3 separate regions of the Homo sapiens genome follow, and regions 1 and 3 are each linked to region 2. A link is a loop called in an ENCODE intact Hi-C map of the cell type or tissue named here. Cell type or tissue: GM12878. All regions are shown on one strand. Each heading gives the region's core, and the rest is flanking DNA. Links, peaks and the distances in the headings are about the cores only.

Region 1 (8,126 bases), core at 1,568-6,567, 520 kb before region 2:
GTGTAAAAAGTGGACGGGGACCAGGCACAGTGGCGCATGCCTGTAATCCCAGCACTTTGGGAGGCCAAGGTGAAAGGATTGCTTGAGCTCAGGAATTCGAGATCAGCCTAGGCAACATAGTGAGACCTCATCTCTACAAGAGAGAAAAAATAATAGCTGGGCATGGTGGCATGCACTTGTAATCCCAGCTACTCCAGAGGCTGAGGTGTAAGGATTGCTTGAGCCCAGGAGGTCAAGGCTTCAGTGAGCTGTGATCGCACCACTGCACTCCAGCCTTGGCAACAGAGTGAGACCCTGTCTCAAGAAAAAAAAAAAGTTGAATGGGCTGTGCCAACTCACTAGCCTAATTATTCCTCCTCTTCTTCCCTTCTTTGGAAAATTTCTTTCAGGCAAACTTTTATTCAGAATCCAACTTGTAAAATGTTAAAAAGTGGTGCTGCTCTATCTGAAGTTGGGAGGTGGGGGTAGATGTGTGTGCAGGGTTCCATAGGCCCCTGAAGATCTCCTTTCTGTTTCCAAAGGCTGAAGGGCTTTGGAAACAGTTTGAAAGGTGGGGACAGTTGAGGAGAGGAGGCCATGACTGCCCAAGGCCACCCAGCTAGCTGGTTTCAGTCTCAGGACCAGACCCTGCTGCCCATCTCCAACTAAAGACTAACACAAATTGCTTTACAAGGTTGACCTGCTGTGTAAAGATACCCACTGGTGGCCAGGCGCAGTGGCTCATGCCTGTAATCCCAGCACTTTGGGAGGCCAAGGTGGGCAGATCACTAGGTTAAGAGATCGAGACCATCCTGGCCAACATGGTGAAACCCTGTCTCTACTAAAAAATACAAAAATTAGCTGGGTGTGGTGATGCGTGCCTGTAGTCCCAGCTACTTGGGAGGCTGAGGCAAGAGAATCGCTTGAATCCGGGAGGTGGAGGTTGCAGTGAGCTGAGATCACACCACTGCACTCCAGTCTGGCGAAAGAGTGTGACTCCTTCTCCAAAAAAAAAAAAAAAAAGAAAAGAAAAGATACCCACTGGCCCAAAGGGTAGCTTGGCAGAGTTACTATGTTGAAATATTGCCTTGCAGGTGCCCTACCCTGGGTGGCACAATTCCATGGGCCCTGTTTCCATCATGTGCCATGGAGTTGGCTTTAGGGGGTTGCTACGCATATACATTACAGATAGATATATGGTGGCTTCTAAAGTGACGAAGGTCCAAGAACCCACGGAAGTTCCTTGATTTTGGAATTAAGGTGAAGTCGGGCCCTTGAAGGAGCAGATTAGTCAGCCTCCAGCATGAAAGTGACAGCCTGTGAGCACAAGTCTTCCAACCTGAGGTGGCAAACCACAACAGTGACCCTTCCAATTAGCACATGTGTCCTGGGCCTAGCTCTGGAAGCTGTCATGGTGGACATGAGATGGGAGTATGGGTGGCATGGAACCCAAAGAAAGAGAACTGGGAGATTTGGTCTCTGTGCTTGGGGCTGGAGAATGGGGCCTGAGGACCCTAGTCGAATGGAAGTGTGAGACTGTGGATCATGACTGGATGCTGGAGCGTGCTTCCTGGCCTATTCACAACATCACCTTTGATGCACCCAAGCCCTCTGAGGCAGGTACGACTCAGTGTGTATTTTTTCCATTTTGCAGATTAGGAGATTGAAGCTCAGAGACTTGTTGGAGCTCACAGCGGCACTGGGACATTTGGACCAAGAGCTTTTCTCCCTTCCGAGTCAGTGCATGATGCCAGAGAACATCCCTGGGTGAGGTTCGAAGAGAGTGGCCTGAGAGACTTTTCTATCTGGGGAGTGTGAGGTCCATATTTCCTGCAGGGCTTCCCCACTTACAGTGTCTCTCAGCCTCACTGATGACCTGCACCTGGCTGGGAGTTCTTTTGGTCCCTTCCCTACCTCAAGACCTGATTTGACTGCTCCAATTTACACAGGGAGGGAAGGAATTAAGAAGAAAAGAAAACACTCCTAAACATGAAAGAAATCACAGTCTTTCTCCGGAACTAAAGGCTTTTACAGGAGTGCAGGGGGAAAAAAATCTGATCATTCTTGGCAGCTTTTGAACAAATTAGGGTGTTGGAAGAATGGATGAAAGACTGAGGGGTATGTTGGAGTGTGGAACAGTTGCACAGTCCTAATGAAACAGAGCAGGCTTCCCCAGTGAGTGCCTGTCCCCTGCTACGTCTGTGAAGTCAGGGGTAACATTGGAGTCTAATGCTGGGAAACAGCCATTGCCCTTTCAAGCTCAGCTTGAACCACATTTCCTCAGGGACTCTTCTTGATTCCTACACTAGGCTGGCCGGTTTATTTATGTGGTCTTCGTGTCCCCTGCACTTGACCTTTGTAACCCACATTGTTCTTGTAATTCTTTGTCCGGTACCTGTCTCCCTGTTTTGACTGTGAACTCCATAAGGGCACAGGCTTGTCTACCTTGTTTGCCACTTGTACTCCTTAGGAATCTTTTAGGTACAATAAACAGAAGATACAAACCAAGGTGAACTAGCAAAAAGGAACTTTTTTTCTGCCCAAGGGTAGAGTTAGCTTCAGCCTAGGTTGGATTTAGGGGTTCTGAATTAGCCAGCCAGATTTGATCTCTTTCCCTCTCTTGGATCCACTTCATTTTTCTCTTTGTGTTGGCTTTATTCTCAGGGTTCCCATGGTGCTGTTATGGCTGTCCTGTTTCTTACCCTAGATGCTTTCAGGAAAGACTAAGATCCTTTTCCTGGTGAGTACAGCAAAATTCCCAAGACTAACTCTGATTGGCTTGGCTTGAGTAATATGTCCATCCTGAACCAATCACCATAGCCCAGACAGCATGGTGCCCTGATTGACCAGTGTAGCACACATGGATCATTGTTTACCCAAAAGCTATCCCCTCTTCTTCCTTGATAACAAGAACCCATCAGGTATCTTTTTGTTTGTTTTTTTTTTTTTTTTTTTTTGCCCACCTCTTGATACCCATTAGGTATCAAGAGTTGGGCAAGATCCTCACAGAAGGTGACCTCTTCCCAATCCAGGAAACTATTCATGGTAATCTCATTCCCTTTTGGTGGGAATTGGTTTAAAAGGGTGCATTGTAGGCTGTGCACGGTGGCTCATGCCTGTAATCCCAACACTGTGGGAGTGCTAGGTGGGCTGATCACTTGAGGTCAGGAGTTCAAGACCAGCCTGGCCAACATGGTGAAACCCTGTCTCTACTAAAAATACAAAAATTAGCCAGACATGGTGGCACACGCCTGTAATCCCAGCTACTCAGGAGGCTGAAGCAGGAGAATCATTTGCACCCGGAAGGCGGAGGTTGCAGTGAACCGAGATCGTGCCATTGCACTCCAGCCTGGGCAACAGAATGAGACCCTGTCTGAAAAAAAAAGGGTGCATTGCCCCACTTCTGACAAAGAGGACACAATGCAAAGTGTACTGGAGAAATGTTCTTCTCTGGCAAGTCAGGTCTGTAGGGGTGGGGCTAGCTGCCTGCCCAACCCTTCTTGCCTTTGGATATTGTTGTAAGAGGATGGAAGTTTGGAGCGGCTGCAGCCATCTTGCAACCATGAAGCAAGATAATGCTAATATATAGAGGTTGGCAGAGTGGGAAAAGGTCTGCCCCTGGCTATTTTGTTGTTTTACTTGTACTAGCATGTACCTGTGGCTTAAAACAAAGAAGAAAAAATACTGTACACAGGCTCCTGGAACCCATTTGCCTGCATGTGCAGTGTCAGAAATGCCTGGGATTTACATTTCTACCAGGGCAGCCTTTACCCATAACTGTCTGATGCAGAAGTCTGAAAGCCTAGCACCTTTGCTTTGAATTGGGACAACCTCTGAGGCATACTTTACACTCCAGAGCTTGCTGAAGGATCAGGCTGAGGCCTGGACTTTGCTTGAAATCAACCTTTGACTGGAGTCTTCCCTTCCCTGTCCTGCTCCCCCCACCCCCACCCCCTGCCAGACACCCCTGGGAGCACTTCCTTAATCAATCGCTTGCACACAAATCGTTAGCTTCTTCTGGGGGACCTGTCGTATCACCAGGGCTTACACATCACAGCTGCTCTGTAAATATTTGTTGCCTGAGTGAATGAATACATGAATGGATGAACAAGCTGGGGAAATCACAGGCAGGTGGAATCTGAACAGGTTATTATACTAATTACAGGCTGTCTACTTTTTTTCCCTTTGCCTCTGTGAAACAGGTTGGCCCTTTGGGGAATTTCCCCAAAGCTTTTGAAGCAGACAAGGTGTCTTCTCGCTAGACTCATATGCTTCCTAATTGGGCAGGCCATTAGAAAATGAGTTCATCTCCCCAGGGAAGGAGGAGGGGACTTATCACTCAGGACAAGGGCCCTGGGGTGGGGACAAAACTGCCTGAACATCTGCAATGTCTATTGTTACTTGAGCAGCTGGAGGGAATGACCATTCTGGAATAAATCAACTAAACCTTTGACCTGAACTCCAGTTTAATTCACTCTTCCCCTCCATTAGCTAGTGTGAGGGATGGTGGGGGGGCAGAAGGGGAGGGATAACATATTTTATTTTTATGGCATTTTTATTCCAAATGACCTGTTGGGTCAAACCCACTCTCCTTTCATGAATTATGCATTAAAGGAGCCCTTTTGCTTTCCTAATGGCTTTAGTTGAGTTCACCTCCCAGAAAGATAAAACAAAAAATCAAGAATTTCAGTTAAAAAGTTCACCTCTTGCCATATCAATTGACATGGTTTTAATTGGGTCATTCCATAAAGAGTCTCTGTTGATACAATTTTCAAGCTTCCTAGGGTCTTAGAAATCATCCAACTCTATCCTTGTATTTCAGGAGGGAGGATAAAGAACCTGGAGATGAGAAATGACATGCCCAAGTTCACACAGCTACTGAGTGTCAACAGCTATTAAGAGAAAGGGATGGGAATATTCCACTCACTTTATTTCCAGTCCAGTGTTCTTTTGTGCAAGGAAACCTAGAGAGGTAATATAGTTGCCATGGCTGCAGAACAAATTGTTCCAAAACCTAGTGGCATAAAACAATCACTCGTGGATTCGGTGGATTGGGAATTCGATAGGGCAAATGCTTCTCCATGCTTCTTGGTGTCTGCGGACTGAGCTGAAAGGGACAAAGGCTTGGGGCTGGGTTCATCTGAAGACCTGTTCATTCACGTGAATGCTGTCTGTTGACTGAGGCTTTAGCTGGAGTCATTGGCTAGAACCTCTATATGTGGCCTCTCCATGTGGTCTGGGCTTCCTCACAACATGGTGACTGGATCCCAAAGGAGAGAGTCCTGAGAAAAAGAGAGAGAGAGAGAGAAATAAAGATTGGTGGAAACTTTTATTGACTTAAAGTCACTCAGTGTCACTTCCACAACATTCTATTGGTCATAGCAGTCCAACCGGTTTCAAGGACAGGGAACGCAGATCCTGTATCTCAATGGAATAGTGTTAGTCACATTGAAAGAGAGCATATTGAAGCCATCTTTGGAAAATACAATCTGCCACAAGAGAGTTAGGGCTAGTACCCATTAAGTTTGGCTGAACTGTTAATTTAGTATCTGTCTTTCCTATTGGATTATAATTTCCTAAAAGGCAAGGCGTGTGTCTGTCTTGTTTGCTGGCAAACCTGTGTCCAGCACAGGTGCCGCTGACTCAGAGTAAGAAATTAATATATTTTTGTTTGGAAAGTAAGTATCAAAAAGAAAGTCTTCATTGGCTAAAAATATACTCAAAGATTTTCCTCTCCTCTTCTCAGTAAACTTTCCCATTCATCAAGAACTTGACAGCCGGGTGCGGTGGCTCATGCATCTAATCCCAGCACTTTGGGAGGCCGAGGAGGGTGGATCATTTGAGGTCAGGAGTTTGAGACCCGCCTAGCCAACATGGTGAAACCCTGTCTCTACTAAAAATACAAAAATTACCGAGGTGTGGTGGTGGGCGCCTGTAGTACCAGTTACTAAGGCGGCTGAGGCAGGAGAATTGCTTGAACCCAGGAGGCAGAGGTTACAGTGAGCCAAGATCATGCCACTGCACTCCAGCCTGGGTGGCAGAACGAGGCTCCATCTCAAAAAAAAAAAAAAAAAAAGAAAAGAAAAGAAAAGAACTTGAACACCAGTACCATCTTCCCTAGAGAGTTGATTGATTGGGAGAGATACTTAGCTTAGTCTTAGTCAGAGACGTTGTCCTGGGGGGTGTTATATGTAAGAGGAGCCCTGGAGGATGAGAAGGGGAAGCCAAATGAAGAGGCAGGAGGAAGAGCACCCCAAACAGAGGTAATAGCCTGTGCAAAGGTGGGAGTCAAGCCGTTCAGCATGGTGGGCACAGAGTTTGAGAGATTTGAGAGATGAGTAGCAAAAAGTCAGTAGGCTGGAGGGGCAGGCAGGACCTGGGTTATAAGGAGGACTTAAATGTCACCTGGAGGAGTTTGACTCATCCCTCAGAGTGGTGGGAAGCCACTAAGGAAGTGGCACCATCACATTTATGTTGGAAGGATCTGACTGCAGGGTGGGTGGTAGGATGTGGGGTGAGGAGGTGGACATCGTGGGAAGTGGGAGGCAGGTTGGGACATTGCTGGCAGAGATCATGATGCCAGAGCCGCATTAGAGGGCCGTGGGGCTGGCAGGAAGTGGGGGGATATTTCCAAGGAGGATTTAGTGACTAGTGACTAAATGGTGTAGGGCTGAGGCGGGGGCTGGGCCTGTCTGTCCTCAGTCTCTGGTTCAGGTAAGCACGTGGACAGTGGTCCTAGGCATCCAGCAGGGAACTCTGGAGGAGATGCAAGCTTTGAAACGGGGCTGAGGAGGAGTTCAGTGCTTTGGACACGTTTAGTTCCAGATGCCAGAGAGACATCCAAGAGTGAAGGTTCTAGTAGGCATTTGGATTCAGGAGACCAAAACTCACAGAGTAGTCCTGGCTATAAATTTGGACTGGGACCCAATACAGAGATGGAAACTGAAGGCACAGGAGTAAATGTACTCACAGTGGGAGGATGGGAAGAATGGGAGCAGAGCCATGGGTAAAGCATGTTTCCAGAAGGTTCTCCTGAGAGACCCAGGAAGGAAAGGAGCAAAATTCCATAGGATCCACAAGAGAGGAGTCATTGGCAATTTTCATAAGGACAGTTCCCCTTGTGATATATGGGAAGAAGGCAGATGGCAGAGTTGAAGAATAAGAAGGAGGTGAGAGAGTGATGAATGAATGAATAGCATTCCAGCAAAGTCTTCACATGCCTCCTCTAGGTCTGCTAATTCTGGAGATTCAGAATGGATTTGCCAAGAAAACTCCCAACGACCAGCCAGGAGAGGAATCTTTTCCACCAAGCTCTCTCTGTTTCAGAAAATAACCAATGTGTGTGTTGACCTCAGCATCCCTCCCTAGCAACCAGCATCTGTGTTTAAATTCGTGGGGGAGGGGTGCTATTATCTTGTGGCTATCCACACAGCTTCTGTGGTTACATCTGTTGTTTTTGTCTGTACAATAGCCATTTGTCATCATTTGGCTATTAACACCTCGATCTGGCTGGGACTCACTCCTTATCCCTGGCTCTGGGGATGGCACGTGTCCCAACCGTGGCCAATAAGACTCAGGCCTGAGATTTTTTGGAAACTATTGAGAAAGAGAAGCACCCCTTAGGCAGGGATGGCTGCCACCACCCCTATTAGGACTGGAGACATCCTGCCAGCAGAGACAGAAACAGATCCAAGAGACAGAGGGAGAAAAACAGTCTTGATAGCACTTCATGAGCTCCTGGATCCAGCCATGCCTGATACCATTTAATCCTTGGGCTTTTCAATTACATGAGTCAGTAAATTATCTATGTTTGCCTGTCAGAAAGGGTTTTGTGAGTTCTAGCACTGAACGAATGGTCCCAGCAGGAACAAACTGCCTAGGGATGGGGGCATAGGAGTGGAGTTGGTGGAGGAGGTTTACTTGATTTCCCCTCAGACATTTCACCAGGCATCTCATCCCCCAAGTTGCTACCTTAGCAATTCTCCCTCCTTTTTGCAGTCATCCTTCCTATTGTTTTTGCTTGTATTCCTATCTTTTTGTAAACTCCTCCTTGCTTAAAAAGCAGCATCTGAGATGCTGGCCTGAGGCCGTCTGCCCTTCCCAAGAGAATACACATGCTTGCTATTCTTTACAGTAAAACCAAGGTC
Region 2 (8,126 bases), core at 1,875-6,874:
AGTAAACTGGCTCCCTGAAGGTAGAGGAGGGATGGGAATAGCTGTGATTTGGAGCATCTGCCAATTTCTGTGGTGTAAATACTCCTACCATGGCCAATTTCAAGCTCCTTAGCATCTAACAAGTGGCCTATGAAATTCCAGAATGTGGAACAATTGGCTCCCACAAGCCAGAAGGAACCAGCTCCAGCCTTCCACTGGTGATACCACTCTCCCAGAGGTCTTCATTATCAAGGTTTCTAGAGAATATTGTTGGAACAGTGTCTTTCTTAGCCATTCCACTCCTTAAATCTTGCCCGAGTGCTCTAGGATTACAAATGAGATCCTGGTATCATTCATTCAACAAACATGAAGTGTCTATAAGGCATGAGGGGTGACGCCTCATAGGGAGACACAGTTCCAAACTGTCTTAGGTCTAGTTTCCCAGGAGCAGACCCAGAGGCAAAGATATGCCTGCTGTATGAGGAAGTGTTGCAGGGAAAAACACAGGGTGGTGGGGAAGTCAGATGGGAAGGGGAAGGGAGCAAGCAGGGGTATAGTGGCAAGCCAAGTCCCATGAAGCAACGGTCCCCAACCTTTTTCGCACCAAGGACCAGTTTCATGGAAGGCAATTTTTCCGTGGACCAGGAGGGTGAGGAGATGGTTTTGGGACAATTCAAGCACATTACATTTATTGTGCACTTTATTTCTATTATTATTACATTGCAATATATAAAGAAATAATTATACAACTCACCATAATATAGAATCAGCGGGAGTCCTGAGCTTGTTTTCTTGCAATTAGACAGTCCCATCTTGGGGTGATGAGAGATAGTGACAGATCATCCAGCATTAGATTGTCATAAGGAGCGGGCAACCTAGATTCCTTGCATGTGCAGTTCACAATAGGGTTTGCGCTCCTGTGAGGATCTAATGCTGCTGCTGATCTGACAGGAGGTGGAGCTCAGGTGGTAATGCAAGTGTTGGGGAGTGGCCGTAAATACAGGTGAAAATTAACTCTCTCACCAGCCTCACCTCCGGCTGTGCGGCCTGGTTCCTAACAAGCCATGGACAGGTACTGGTCCATGGCCTGGGGGTTGGAGACCCCTGCCAGGAAGGGTACTTTAGATTCAATCTTGCAGGGAACCTTCGGAAACGGGGTGCATCTTGGGTGTCCTGATGAGGGGTGATATGACGAAGTATTTCTACTTGCAATTCTCACCACCTGTCACTGGTTAAGGGCTGTCCCCAGAGGGGCATACATTTTCAGGCATCGCCAGCACTTGACTGGTGCAGCAAGGCTCTAGCTGCCTGAGAGCAGCCCCTAATGAAGAAGTGCAGGGACAGACTGGTAGGAAACAGAGTCCCTCAGGAGCTGGTGTGCACAGAAACAGTGAAGGGGTTAGGTGCAGAGCTCTGAGAGTATCTACTTCACAGTCATTCACTCAACCAGCATTTACGAGAGCTACAGTGTACTGGGCACTGTCCTAGGTTCAGAGGACACAAGGATGAATGCAAACAGCCAGGTTCCCTGTTCTCAAGGAGCAACTAGACCTGACGTGATCTAGTCGGGGAGCAGGGATCTGAGCAATCCAGTTGACAAACAGATCATTACCAATTGGGATACATGGCTACAGGAAAACTATGGGGTTATGAAACAGCAGATAAGAAGACAGAAGGTGGATTGAAGTGGGTTAGAGAAGGCATTCTTCACAGTTTGGCAGGGAAACCCTTGGTATTCACCGAGAGTCTCAAAAGAGTGTGCAGGTGAACAGCTAATCTTCTCTGGTCTTTCAGTTTTTTGGGGGGTGCTAGAAGGCCTGTGCAAAAACACAACAGGTACACCAAGACCACAGATTACTTATGGTGAGAAAGATTCATGGCTACATAAATCACCTACCCAAATTTATGTTGCAATTTTTCCTAAGCAAAGCCCTATATACCACTTTAGTCCTTAAAACCTACTCAAGGTATATTTATTCACAGACATCTTGGGACTTCCATACTTTTGGTTACTACGAAACATGCGGGCTCTAGAGTCAGAGTGTCTGAGTTCAAAACTGGCTGGATCACCTAAGTAGCTGTGTATCCTTGGGCAAGCAGTTTAACCTCTCTGTGCCTTCATCTGCAGATTGGGGTACATGTACCTACCTCACACAGGTTCTTTTGTAAAGAGTAAATGGAAATGAGTTGATGCTTGCAAACTGCTTAGCACAATTTCTGGGCATACTCTAAGTACTAAAAAGGTAGCATTATTTATATTATTAGATATTATATTTGAACAGATATCCTTGATACCGTTTTAAGTGAAAAAGTGAGATTTTTCCAAGAAATAGTTTGAATGGATGTTCTCACACTTTGGCCTCAGAACCCTATACCTTTAAAACTACATGAGCCCAAAGAATGTTTTTAAAAATATGTATTTAAAATATTTATTAACTCATTAGAATAACAATAATAAACCCCTTATATGTTAACATGTGTATCATATTTTTATGAAAAATAACTATATTTTCTTAAAAGTTAGTAAAATAAAGTTGTATTGTTTTTACATTTTTGCCAATCTAATCTTTTCTTTTTTCTTCTTTTTGAGGCAAGGTCTTGCTCTGTCACCCAGGCTGGAGTACACTGGCACGATCACGGCTTACTGCAGCCTCGATCTCCTGGGCTCAAGCGATCATCCTCCTGCCTCAGCCTCCCAAGTATTTGGGACTACAGGTGCACACCACACAATTTTTTTTTTTTTTTTTTTTTTTTTTTAGCAGAGACAAGGACTCACTATGTTGCCCAGGCTGTTCTTGAACTCCTGGGCTCAAGTAATCCTCCCACCTCAGCCTCCCAAGGTGGTGTTGGGATTACAGGCTTGAGTCACCATGCCTGGCCTCAGCTTCTGTCTTAATTGAAGACAGCCAGATTCCCATATATGTTCTTCATTCAATCTATTGGGATGCGTTGTTTTGGTTAAAATGTATTTAAAAATTCAGCTTCACACAGTTGGAAACGAAAGGACGATTTTAATACCCTCTTCAGATAACTGTGGCTATTCCTTTGTGATACTATACCAAAACTCAACAAGTGGTAGTTTTTGTACTGGTTAGATGCAACATGAAATCTGAAAACCTATCAGTGAGCTTTTATATTTTATCATATTAAAATCAATCTGTCTATGTTGTGTTTTAAATGGACCTTTTACCCATGTGTGATTCTATAACATTATATCAACTATTTGGAAAATATTGGTTCACAGAGTTCTGCAGATCTACCAAATGTTGACACATTTTGTTACATAATATCAAAAGGTCGCATGTGTTCATATCCACACTGATCTTATCAGAAGAGTCTTCAAACATGGGGAAGCTGTCAAGCACATAGTGGAGGATATAAGTTTTCCAGAAATTCTGTTTTTTGATGGCAAGCTAAAATTTTTTCATTGGCAGCAATGAGAAGGCATGAGATTGCTACCTAGCCTTAGTCTCACATAAACTCAAAGCTTCCCTCCCCAACTTCTCTCTTCTTCAGTCTTTGCCATGCACCAGAGGTCCTGTCTTTCAGCAATGCTCTTCTGCAAGTGAGGTAATATTGTATTAGCTTTTGTGTGTCACTGATTTTTTTTTCTTTTACCTTTTTCTGTATAGTCTGGATAAGCCTATTGTTTCTGCATCTAACCCTGCTAGCTTCAAATTACTTTCTCCTCCTCCCTGTGGAATGGTGGATTGGTTCCCATGAGCAGTCAAAGACAAGACAGGGAACAGTATGAGGCCACCTACTGAATAGTTCTTGAATCAGTCACCTTCCCCCACTCCTAGCCACCACAACTTAGCCAGAAGCCACCATTTTCTTTGGCTGGGATTTTGGCAACAGGCTCATAACAGGTCTGCAGGCCTTGAGTCTGGAGGCCTCGCCTAGTCCATTCCCTTCTGGCAAGCCAGAGAGCAAATCTGCAGCAGTCCTGCCCCGATACCTACTGCAACCTGGGAGAAGAGCACAAAGGAGGGTGCAAGGCCCATCTCCAGCCCCACGCATGTGGACCCCACAGACTGCAAGTCCAAGAGTTGCCCACCCCTCCTGTACACACACGGTTGCCTCTCAGATTGGCCTGCTGGACAAAAGCTGTAGCAGCCTCCCTGGAGAAGGAAGAGGGACAAGAGAAAGAGGTGTGCACAGACCCTAAAGGTAGGCTCAGGATGTTTGGAGCAGGAGTTCCAAGTATGTAAAGCATGATGCATAAAGAAGTGGATGTAGGTTCCAGGTGGCGAATCCTTAGGTATCACCACTCCTCAACCAGGTTGTCGGGGAGGCAGTGGGCTCCAGGGTAGAGCCCTATAAATCACACCCTAAGCAAGAACCTCAGGTGCCCGTGTCTAAAGGTGTAACAGTGTGCAAATGTAACCTACATGACCCTTCATCATTCACAGGATCAAGTGCCCACGCCTTGGTCTACCAGGCCTCTCCCAGTCTGGCTCCTGCCTACCTGTCTTTCTTGCCCTTGACTGTGTCTGGCTCTCGTCCCTAGGTGCCCCATGCTGTCTCACTGCAGGGACTTTACAGCACGTGACCTCCTCTGGGCCTTGCCCTGGATGACATCTCATCTTTGCTGTGCTCTGCTCAGAGATCATTCTTCCCTGGCACCCCAGTCCGCCAGCTCTAGACTTAAGTCTGGGTTGGCTTCTAGTCTTTGGCCTTCACAGCTTTCATATCCTCTCTGTCCTCCACCACAACAAAGCATGACAGCTATCATTAGGCAGTGCTCACTATTTACAGCTAAGGGCACTGAGTGCTTCCAGTAACTCTATGACATGCATGCTGTGTTTATGCCCATTTTACAGGTGAGGGAACTGAGATGAAGCATCGTAACTAATTTGGCCACAGGGCCAGCTAATAAGAGAGTCAGGCTCCAAGTTTAGACACCAAGCTTTTAACCACTGTGCCAGTGATTTTCGGTCCTTAAACTTTTGAGTACAACAGAATCACTGGTGTGCACACGATTGATGTGCAGCAGAGGGGAGAGAGTAAGTTTATTAAAGTACAGACTCCTGGGCCCCACCAATCCAGAGATTCTGATTCTATAGGTCAAAGGTGGGGCCCAGAAAGCTGCATTTTTATAAGCTCCCCAGGGGATTCAGATGCAGGTATTAGGGGGAACCACACTTGGAGAATCACACACTTTCCTGCCTAACCGCAAGTCCTAAACTGCAACCCGCTAAATATAATTAGGTCTTCTGGGCTCAGCAGGGCCCCTGAGAAGGAGGAAGAAGATACTGCGTGCATCTAGCAAGTTCTCCACACCACCTGTGGTGGTGGTTGGAGTGGGGAGGGCCTTTCCCTGGGGGGAAGATACACACCCTGGTTGCATCATATAGACACAACACCAGAGCCATAATCTGGGGTGTCCAGAAGCCAGCACACCCTCCACATTCTGTGTTCAGCTCCGGCTTGGCCACAATTACCTGGAACCTGGTCTGTCTGCCCCTGCCCCACCCCTCTGGCTGCTGCTAGTTAACTGGAAGCTGTGGCCACAGGGCGTATGGGCTGAGAACATAATTAGGGAGCCCATTCCCAGCCGAACAGCCGGAGGACTTTTGTACCTTGTCCATCTCTTCTCTGAGACTTGTCAAGACACTCAGTGGTTGGTCAGCAGCCCTGACTTGGGTACCATAAAGCAGGGAGGATGGGGGGCAGCAAAGAGGACTGTGTGGTGACCTCACTGGGTGGTCTCCTTCAAGCCTTTCCAGCTCTGCCAGCAAGAACAAAGTGACAAGGCCTCTTCTTAGAAGGAGGAAAGAGATGTGTCCTCAACTCAGGGGACAGCCAGGGCGATCTGAGACACTGGGCCTTTCTTTCACCTCATTGTTTCCTCTGTCATAATTTTCAATTTTCCCCTGCCTTTCTTTCTTTCTTCTTTTTTTTTTTTTTTTTTTTTTTAGATGGAGTCTCGCTCTGTTGCCCAGGCTGGAGTGCAGTAGCGTGATCTTGGCTCACTGCAACCTCTGCCTCCCGGGTTCAAACTATTCTCCTGAGTCAGTCTCCCCACTAGCTGGGATTACAGGCATGTACCACCACACCCAGCTAATTTTTGTATTTTTAGTAGAGATGGGGGTTTCACCACGCTGGCCAGGCTGGTCTCGAACTCCTGACCTCAAGTGATCTGCCCATCTCGCCTCCCAAAGTGCTGGGATTACAGGTGTGAGCTACCGCGCCTGGCCTCCCCTGGATTTCTATTCCTTTCTTAATCATCTTCTCTGTCCCTGTCCACTTTACCTTTTGAGAGAGATTATTCCCAGAGTCCCCAGTGAGTCATCTGTAGCCAGGTTGTGACCCCCTGACCAAGCAGGGCCAATGGGATTTCCCTCCCAGTGACCTGGCCTTAGGGCTCAGACTTACAAATCAAGTCGCTTCGTGGACTAAACCTTTAAGGTGCATAGACTTGGGCTGGAGCTGCCTGTGCTGGGGTGGTTGGGGTGGCCGTGCTGGGGAGGCATTTGGGAGTCACATGTTCTGGTGTGCAAACAGAGAGCTGGGGGCTGGTCTACAGCAAAAAGCAGGCAAATGAAGCAGAGAAGGAGAAAAGTGCTCCTTAAGAACCCAAAGAGAGAGGAGGAAGAGCCCATTTGCTTCCTGCCAGCTTTCCAATTCCCAGCACCAGTCTGTTGTGAGGAATTTCTAGTCTTAAACTAGAGGATACCCAGATGAATTCTTGTCCTTGTGACCTGCAAGATAACCTAACTCCTCAGGATTGCTTTCCCTGTGTTTAAGTTAGCGCAAGTGAGTTTGTTTTGGTCAAGCAAATCATCCCTTATGAAGACAGCCCTGCCAGGAGAGGTGAGTCCTGGGCTGACACACCCGGTGAGTTACAAACACTGGCTGAGCTTGGGGCTGTGCCAGGCATAGGATTTGATGAGCAACGAAAGAGACGCTGTCTCCACTGTCCGGGAACAGTGAGGGTGAGAGGAGTCAGCGGTGCAGAGAAGCAGGGTGGGGCTTCATCCTCAGGGAACGGCATTGATAGAAGCTCGAGCAACGATCGTTCCTATTATGTATGTTAAGCAAAGGGGCTGGGGGCAAGGTCAGAATGCCAGGATTCAAACTGGAGATCTGCCAGGGGCTAACCATGTGGCCCTGCGCACATTTCTTAAACTCTAGAGACTTCAATTTTCTCAGCTATGACATACAGATGGTGACCCTTGGAGTGCACTTATACTTAGAACAATGCCTCGCACTTAGGAAGTACTCAGTATTTGTCAGCTATTATTTTTTTCTCTGGGCGTTGGGGAGGGTGCTGGCTAGAGACAAGTGTCTTGAATTATATTAGCAGGGCCATATCATTGAAGGTTTTATAGATCCAGCAAAGGAGTTTTGCTTTTATCCAGAAAAACTATGGGAAACTTGAAGAATTGTAAGCCAGCAAGGGGCCTGGTCAGATGAATGCAGGGGTTTTCAACCAGCCTCCAATCTGAAGACATTGCTAGTTGTTACAACCTGGCCAGGGGCCAGGGAGGTGCAACTGGCCTCTGGTGGGTAGAGGTCAGGGTTGCCACTAGCCATCTTACAGGGTGTAGGACAGTCTTCTAAAACAAAGAATTATTTGGCCCAAAATGTCAATAGTGCCAAGGTGGAGAAAGCCTGGATTAATGTATTATAAAGAAGAGAAATTCTCAAAGAACTTAACACAGAGCTACCATTCAACCCAGCAATCCCATTACTGGGTATATATCCAAAAGAAATTATTCTACCAAAAAGATACATGCACTTGAATGTTCATTGCAGCACTATTCACAATAGCAAAGACATGGAATCAAGTTAAATGCCCATCAATGGTGGACTGGATAAAGAAAATGTGGTACGTATACATTGTGGAATACTACACAGCCATAAAAAATGAACAAAATTATGTCCTTTGCAGCAACATGGATGCAGCTGAAGGCCATTATCCTAAGCAAATTAATGCAGGAACAGAAAACCAAATACCGCATGTTCTCACTTATAAGTAGAAGCTAAACATCGGGCACTCATGGACATAAAGATGGCAGCAATAGACACTGGAGAGTACTAGAGCAGAGAGGGAGGAGGACAAGGTTTGAAAAACTAACTGTGGGTACTATGCTCAGTATGGGGGTGATGGGATGAATTGTACCCCAAACCTCAGCATCATG
Region 3 (8,126 bases), core at 1,580-6,579, 260 kb before region 2:
TTTGTCATACAGTAAGATGACTCTTAAAATTTTACAGTGCCAAGTTACTTGTCTACAAATATATAGAGAAGATAATTTGTCATTTATTCTCCCCCAATGTGTTGTATAGATATTCATGCGTTTTGTGACGACTTTTCTTTCTTTCTTTCTTTCTTTCTTTCTTTCTTTCTTTCTTTCTTTCTTTCTTTCTTTCTTTCTTTCTTTCCTTTCTTTCCTTTCTTTCTTTCTCTCTTTCTCTCTTTCTCTCTTTCTCTCTTTCTCTCTTTCTCTCTTTCTTTCTTTCTTTCTTTCTTTCTTTCTTTCTTTCTTTCTTTCTTTCTCTTTCTTTCTTTCTTTCTTTCTTTCTTTCTTTCTTTCTTTCTTTCTTTCTTTCTTTCTTTCTTTCTTTCTTTCTTTCTTTCCTTGTTTTTGATGGAGTCTCGCTCTGTTGCCCAAGCTGGAGTGCAGTGGTGCGATCTCGGCTCACTGCAACCTCCACCTCCCGGGTTTAAGTGATTCTCCTCCTTCAGCCTCCTGAGTAGCTGGGACTACAGGCGCCTGCCGCCATGCCCAGCTGATTTTGTATTTTTAATAGAGACGGGGTTTTGCCATGTTGGCCAGGCTGGTCTCAAACTCCTGACCTCAGGTGATCCACCTACCTCGGCCTCCCAAAGTGCTGGGATTACAGGCATGAGCCACCGTGCCTGGCCGCATTTTGTGACTTCTAAAGAGGAAAGCTTTATCTTAAAAATTTTTGGTAGTGTTATTTATGTGTAGCTGAACGGTTTTCTTATTTAAGTTATAATTAAGGTTTTAATTTGGAAATCTTCATTCAGGGGTTAACAAATCTTTGCCCCATTCTAAGAAATTAAACTCAATGCAGACTGACCAAAGACAAGATTCAGTCAGTCTCCTTTTCAGGATCTCTGAGATGAGGGCTTCAGGACAGAACACCTGGTATGGAAGGCTAGTGTTTTCAAGTATAAACAGGTGTACTGCAGCCCTAAGGCTGTTCTTACTTAGACCTTGGTTATATTAATTAAAAGAATGACACTGATACATCTTTTTTTTTGAAAAGTGTTTTTATTACTGAAATGGTTAATACTGAATCATGCTCCATAGCAAAGCTTGGTTCTAATAGAACAGGTGTACATTGGGTGTTTTTCCTGCTTAACATTTTTTGATACCCATCCCTAGCATTCAGTCTGACACCAAATTCTGCTGACTTTATTTGTCCAGTATCCCTGCTGCGACTACCTTAATTTAGGTTCTCATTATATTTCATTTTTTATTTCAATTCTTAATTACAAGCCTGTATTGCCCAGACCTGTACCATTGCAGTAGCCTTGAAACTGTTCTGCCAAGTCTAGTCTGTTGTGCTGCCTAGAGATATCTCTAGAAAGCACATAGATCATGTAGTGTGCTTAAAAAACCCTGGATATACTGCCTCATTGCCCAAAGAGGTCTTGCCCTTCTTAGCATGCACTTTCTGGTCAAACTGTTCAGTGTCTGAACATGTTCTTTTATGCCACTGTGCTGCCTGCCACATGTACTTCTAGAACTGCTTGAAGACTTACCTCTTTGCTACCGTGGTAAATGCTAGCTTCTGCTTCAAGACCCAGCTCGTGGTAACTCTTTGGGGAAACCTTCCTTGATTCTTTTTTTTTTCTGTGACAGGATCTTGCTTCTTTGCCCAGGCTGGAGTGCAGTGGTGTGATCAAAGCCCACTGTAGCCTCAGAACTCCTGGGCTTACGCAATCCTCCCACCTCAGCCTCCCAAGTAGTTGGGACTCTACAAGCATGTGCCACCATACCCAGCTAATTTTTTTCTCTTTTTTTGAGAGATGGGGGTCTCCCCCATTTTGTCCAGGCTGGTCTTGAACTCCTGGCCTCAAATGATCCTCCCACTTTGGCCTTCCAGAGTGCTGGGATTACAGGCATGAGCCATTGCTGGGCCTTGATTTTTGTCTTTTGTGATCATTGAAGCACTTTGTGATATACTTACCGTACCACACAATCATGTTGTACTGGAATTTCGTGTTCACATTTGCTGCTCCATATCCGCCCCGTATGAGGCTCTCAGGGATAGAGACTGTAACCTGTTGAATCTTTAGAGGCAAGGTCTTACTATGCTGCTTTTGTGTTCTTCAAATGTATTTAGAGGGCAGTCTGTTCTTCTGATTTCTTATTTAAAATGTTTACTTTTTAAAATAATTGTGTGATATATTGGCTAACCCCCTCTGCAAATAGGTTTATTCATTTAAAACCTTTGGGAAATGCCTTGGAAATACTGCTACACTACTTTCCTTTTTCACTTCAGTTTCTAGTTTTACTCTGTGCATCATCTCTTTTGTTACTCTTAAGATGATTCCCTTGATTGTCTGTCTCTCTTTGAAGTTCATGCCTGCTTTTCTGTTCATAACAGGTACAACAGTTGATTGCTAAATAGGATTCTTCTGAAGCACTGTCTGTTTTAAAACGGTGATCCCTCTTAGTAGAGCTCCCATAGAATGCCTTCCGAAGTTCTCTTCTGCTCTGTACTCTCTGGCTGAAAGTTTCAGAAACAGAGCGACTAGAGTGGTCTAGAGTCAGAATACAGTGTAAGGAAGCAAAGGGGATGAAAATTGAGAAAATCGTGAAGTCTGTATTCTTCATGAGATTTTGCAGCTGAATAGGACTCAGAATAGTTGTAGTTCTCTTGGGCTAGATAATTGTTTGAACTGATAAATAATTTAGATACCGGAATTTTCTCTCTCCTTTTTCAGGAGCCACCTCCTAGATAATCTTCCTCTTCAGCTGGTACTGTTTTATAAATGAAGCCTCTGAATTGTTCATTAGTATTTTCAGACCTCTTTTATCTAGTAAGTTTTATGAGAGAAGACATTTTTCCTGATGAATTGGAATGTTTTGATTAAAATTTTTTTTTTATGTTTTAAGTTAATTTATTAGACATTAGTAAGCACTTAATTTTTGGGGCACAGTATGTGTGGAGACTAATGCTCAACTACAAAGTTAGTTTCTCCATAGATGTTATGTAGAAACTTCTGTAATCTTCAGTACCTAGTTTAAAAAAAATTAGAATTAGGAAATGATCTATATAGAAGTGAATAAATTTAGTACACAGTGACTAGATTGATCCCTAGATTGGGGGATTTTTGCTAATTTAATATTAGATTTAATCCTAATAGTTAAATCAACTGGTAATGCCATGAATAATTTTGATCCTTTTGTGGTTTTGAAAGATGTATTTTCAGAATTAATTTTATTACCCTCATAACATGCTCAGAGAACTTTGGTGTAAAGATAATGCGTTGTTTTTCTTGGTGGCCAATACAATCTTTTAAAGTGTACTTTTTAGCTTAGGTATCCCTGGAAGTTTTTGTTCTCAGTTTAATGATCTTGTCAAGTAAATACCACCTAATTATCTATTCCTATTCCGCTATCATTTATCCAGGCAATAGAGTTTTATATTAAATAATGCTTTAGGAATGAGAGATTTATTTGTAATTCCTATTCAGCTATCTTGTCTATAAAGCAAAATTCATACTTACAGTAGTTTGTATTCTCTTAACTTCTCGGTTAATAGGCAGTGTGGTGAAGTGGAAAAACCCTACAAACTAACACAATGACAAATACATCTTGGATATTTTTGTGTAGTTCCCTTGTCATTTTAACTTTTTCTAATCTGCTAATGAATCAGACTTTAGAGGAAAGAGATAAGAGCTGACCTTCTGACTTCCTCCATATAACTGAGTAAACCTATCGGGATTGTAGATTTCATTTCATTTCTTTTTTTTTTGAGACGAAGTTTCACTTTTGTTGCCCAGGCTGGAGGGCAATGGCAGGATCTCAGCTCACCGCAACCTCCGCCTCCTGGTTCAAGCGATTCTTCTGCCTCAGCCTCCCAGGTAGCTGGGATTACAAACACGCGCCACCATGCCTGGCTAATTTTGTATTTTTAGTAGAGATGGGGTTTCTGCATTTTGGTCAGGCCGATCTCAAACTCCCGACCTCAGGTGATCCACCTGCCTCAGTCTCCCAAAGAGCTGGGATTGCAGGCATGAGCTACCACGCCTGGCTGTAAATTTCATCTATAAGAGAGTGATACTTGTGGTGTTCTTGTGTTTATATATTTTTTCCTCTAAGAAAGTGGGCTTTTTGACTGATGGCTTGTTCTTTAGAGTCATAATATCTTTAGTGTATAGATAAACCAAAATTCTTCTATATTTCTGTGATGGAGGACATAATTTGACCTTCAGGTTAGTGAATATTTGCATTGAGTTGTGCAATATTTCTTCTACGTATATGAATGAACACATATCTGATTCTTGTCACAGGCTGTTTAGAATCAGAGGAAACAAGGCTTGTTGGTCTCTGCTGCTTTACTGCAAAAGCAATGTGAGAGTGATGAATGCAGAACAATTAGTGTAGCTGCCAGTTTTCAGTTGTCTTATATGATTGGAAAGTTCCTCATCTAAACACTAATTTATTTTAATCATTAAACTTTTCATTATTTTCTCCCTCAAAGATGCGCCCCCCCTCAATCAAAAACAAAAACCCACCCAAGCCCTAAAATTAAACCAAAAAAAGACTTCTGGCAAATAAAGTTGATTTGCTTTTCTTTCCTTACCTCTGGCCTTTGAAGATTCAGAGACTCAAAAGTAGTGAAACAAGTCATACTTCTCCCTATATCCTGCCCACAGAAACTTTCAGATGACATGAAGGAAGAAAGAACTAACTAGATAGTTGACTTTTGAGTAAACTCAGGCTTTGTTTCTTCTCTATCTTGTGGTAGATAAGAAAGACTTTGGACCAGATACTGGTGTGAAGATAGGAAGAGTAGGATTACTTTATTGTTGGGAATATGGGAAATATATTCAAAATATATGAAGCTGTGTTCCAGTGTAAATATGCTAGGTTGATTATCTCTTCCAGTCATCACGAAAACTACTTCATGCCTTGGTGAAACTGGCAACATGGGTTGTTTCTGAAGAGATACATGTTTTAATTTATGAGGTGTATTTTTTGTGTTTGTGTGTGTAATGGTAATGATGATATTCATACTGAATTTACTGCTACAATGTTACAATCTGTTGCCAGTTAAAATTACCCAGGAATGAAGATAGAGCATTTTGAAAATACAAGTTAGTGGTAAAATACTTTGTTGTACAAAAATAGAATTTATTTGTTGCATTTCTATACTACATCATCAAATAATATTAAACAGTTGGATTTTATCTCCTGGTAAAACTTGTCTAAAGTAAATGCTGTAGACTAATGTGTAATTTTGAATTATTTAGTCTCTGTATTTAAGAAAATCCAACAAGTATTATACTGCAGCCAGCATAAAAACACAGCATTTGCCATCCTTATTTAAAATTTTTCAGCTTTATTAAAGTGTAATTGGCATGTAAGTAACTTTACTTTTAAAATATTACCTGGGAAACTACCACTGTGAAGATAATGATCACATCTGTCACCCCTAAAAGATTTCTCCTGCCTTTTGGTAATTCCTCCTTCCTGTTCCTTTGTCACAGGCAGCCACTAATCTGCTTTCTGTCACTATAGATTAGTTTGCATTTTCTTGAATTTTATATAAAGATAATAGTGTATGCGTTTTTTTTTTTTTTTTTGGTTTGCCTTCTTTCAGTTATCATGGTTATTTGAGATTAATCAGTGTTTATTTTGTTATTGCTGAATAATATTCCATTGGGTGAACAATCTGCAATTTAACTGTCCGTTCACCTGTTGAGGGACATTTGAGTTTTTTGCAGTTTCTAGCTCTTACAGATAGAGCTGTTGTATGCATCCCTAAACAAGTCTTTGTGTGGACATATGCTTTTACTTCTCTTGAGTAAATACCTAGGAGTGGAATTGCTGGGTATTTTTAACTTTTTAAGAAACAAGCTGTTTCTCAAAGTGGTTGTATCACTTGAAATCCTACCAGCACTGTATGAACTCCAGTTTCTTCATATCCTTGCCAGCCTTGATATGGTCAGTCTGTTTAATTTTAGGCTGGTGGCAGGTGTCTAGTGGTAAAGTAGCTCATTGTGGTTTTATCTTCTGTTTCCCTAATAACTAGTGATGTTGAGCCTGTTCTCACGTGCTTATTTGCCACCTGTATTTTTATTTATTTATTTGCTTATTTTGAGACGGAGTCTCACTCTGTCGCCCAGGCTGGAGTGCCGTGGCGCAATCTTGGCTTACTGCAACCCCTGCCTTCTGGGTTCAAGCGATTCTCCCACCTCAGCCTCCCGAGTAGCTGTGTCTACAGGCATGCGTGACCATGTCTGGCTAATTTTTGTATTTTTAGTAGAGATGGGGTTTCGCCATGTTGGCCAGGCTGGTCTCAAACTCCTGGCCTCAAGGGATTCGTCTGCCTTGGTCTCCCAAAGTGCTGGGACTGCAGATATGAGCCACTGGGCCTGGTGGCCCCCTGTATATTTTTTAAATGTCTTCATATTGTTTACTCATTTTTCAATTTGGTTGTTTGGCATTACTGAATTGTCCTTTATCCTAGATTCATGTATATATTTTGAGAGTGTCTTTTGAAGAGCACACTTAACTTTTGCTTTTTGTGTGATAGTTAAAAAAATCATTACCAAACCCAAGAACACTAAGATTTTCTCATAGCTTTACCTTTAGAAGGTTTATAATTTTAGCTCTTATATTAAGTACTTGGATCCATTTCGAGGTAATATTTGAATACATATTTCTAAGGGTGAGGTAAGTTCATTTTTTTTTTTAAACGTACTGCTATCTAATTGTCCTGGCACCATTTATTGAAAAAAATTACCCTTATTGAAGTGCCTTTGTATCTTTGAAAATCAATGGGCTGTATATGTGTGAGTCTCTTCATTTTGTTTCATTGATCTTTCTTTACACCAGTACTATTACTTAAATAATGTAGCTTTATAAGTCTTGAAAATTAGGAGAAGTGTAAGACCTTCAATTCTTTTTAGAGTTATTTTGGATATTCTACATCCTTTGCATCTCCTTTAAAATGTTATAATTAGCTTGTCAATTTCGACATAAAAGGGATGCTGCTGGCATTTCTATTAGGATGCATTGCAGATATAGATACATTTGGGAAAAACTGAAAATCCAAAACATTGGACTCAGTATTCCAATCCGTGAACATAGGTATCTCTGCATTTATTTAGGTTTTCCTTCAGCAGTGTTTTGTAGTTTTCAGTCTCATTTGTTAGATTTATCACTATTTCATATTTTCGATACTGTGTAAATGTTACTATTAAAATGCCAATTTCTGGTTGTTTCCAGGTAGTTTATATACAGATTATTTTTGTATATCTTGTTTCCTGTAACTTGGCTAAACTTAATAGGTTCTAGGAACTTTTTTTTGTAGATTCTGTAGAATTTTCTCCATAGACAATTTTGTCTTTGAATTGAGACAATTTTTACTTTCCTTCCAATGTGGACACCTTTTATTTCTTTCGCTTGCCTGTTGTGCTAGCTAAAACTTCCAATACAGTGTTGAATGGAAGTTTTGAGAGTGGACGTTCTTGTATTAGTAAGTGTAATGTTAGCTGTAGTAAACATTTAAATAGGTTTAGGGAATTCCTTTCTGTATTAATTTGCTGAGGGTTTTTTTTCCTTAGTCTGGGTCTTGCTCTGTGGCCCAGGCTGGTGTGCAGTGGTGCAGTCACAGGTCACTGTGGCCTCAAACTCCTGGGCTCAACCTGTCCTCCTGCCTCAGCCTCTTGAGTGGCTGGGACTAATGCACCACTATGCCTGGCTAATTGTTTGGGGGGCCAGGGGGGTGGAGATGGGATCTCACTGTATTGACTACACTGGTCTGGAACTGGCCTCAAGCCATCATGCCATCTGGCTTCGGCCTCTCAACGTGCTGGCATTACAGGTGGGAGCCATCGTGCCCAGCCCACTGAGCGTATTTATTAAGGAACAGAAGTTGGATTTTGTCAAATATCTTTTTCTCCTGCATTTAGTAAGACAGTCATACAGTTTTCCATATAATGCTGGATTACATTGGTTGATTTTTGATTGTAGGAATCCTAGACCAACTTGGCATTCCCAGATTAAATCTTACTTTGTCATGATGTATTTTCATGATGAATAATCCATGTTGGATTATTTTGTTAAGAAAATTTGCATCTGTCGTCATGAAT

The links. Hi-C counts contacts between places; a loop is a spot of excess contacts. Peaks named below come from ENCODE experiments on the same cell type or tissue, not always from the same donor. Only the 100,000 strongest peaks of a DNase experiment are listed, where the experiment ranks them.
Region 1: a loop joins it to region 2, with 2.4 times the contacts of the local background. A loop is called at or near these places in 1 of 110 quality-filtered maps.
Region 3: it touches region 2 in a loop (4-fold over the local background); 1 of 110 quality-filtered maps calls a loop at or near these places.

What each region holds. Positions count from the first base shown.
Region 1 is chr3:72,679,315-72,687,440 of GRCh38, reverse strand. LOC105377161 (a long non-coding RNA gene) reads left to right here. Exons shown (of 11, transcript XR_940962.3): 4 at 1,634-1,746; 5 at 2,644-2,719. Among named protein-coding and RNA genes, the nearest start is that of SHQ1, 170 kb to the left of the region's middle. In GM12878, for the core only: no CTCF peak of the experiment used is centred there; a DNase peak (open chromatin) is centred at 4,170.
Region 2 is chr3:72,161,172-72,169,297 of GRCh38, reverse strand. All of the region lies in intron 2 of LINC00870 (long intergenic non-protein coding RNA 870), which reads right to left. Among named protein-coding and RNA genes, the nearest start is that of LINC00870, 14 kb to the right of the region's middle. RefSeq lists enhancers at 4,495-4,604, 5,115-5,384, 6,385-6,484, 6,505-6,554. In GM12878, for the core only: no CTCF peak of the experiment used is centred there; DNase peaks (open chromatin) are centred at 4,867 and 4,987; H3K4me3 peaks cover 590 bases; H3K27ac peaks cover 2,815 bases.
Region 3 is chr3:72,423,384-72,431,509 of GRCh38, reverse strand. The region is part of intron 1 of RYBP (RING1 and YY1 binding protein); the gene reads left to right. Among named protein-coding and RNA genes, the nearest start is that of RYBP, 19 kb to the left of the region's middle. In GM12878, for the core only: no CTCF peak of the experiment used is centred there; a DNase peak (open chromatin) is centred at 4,661; H3K4me3 peaks cover 642 bases; H3K27ac peaks cover 1,009 bases.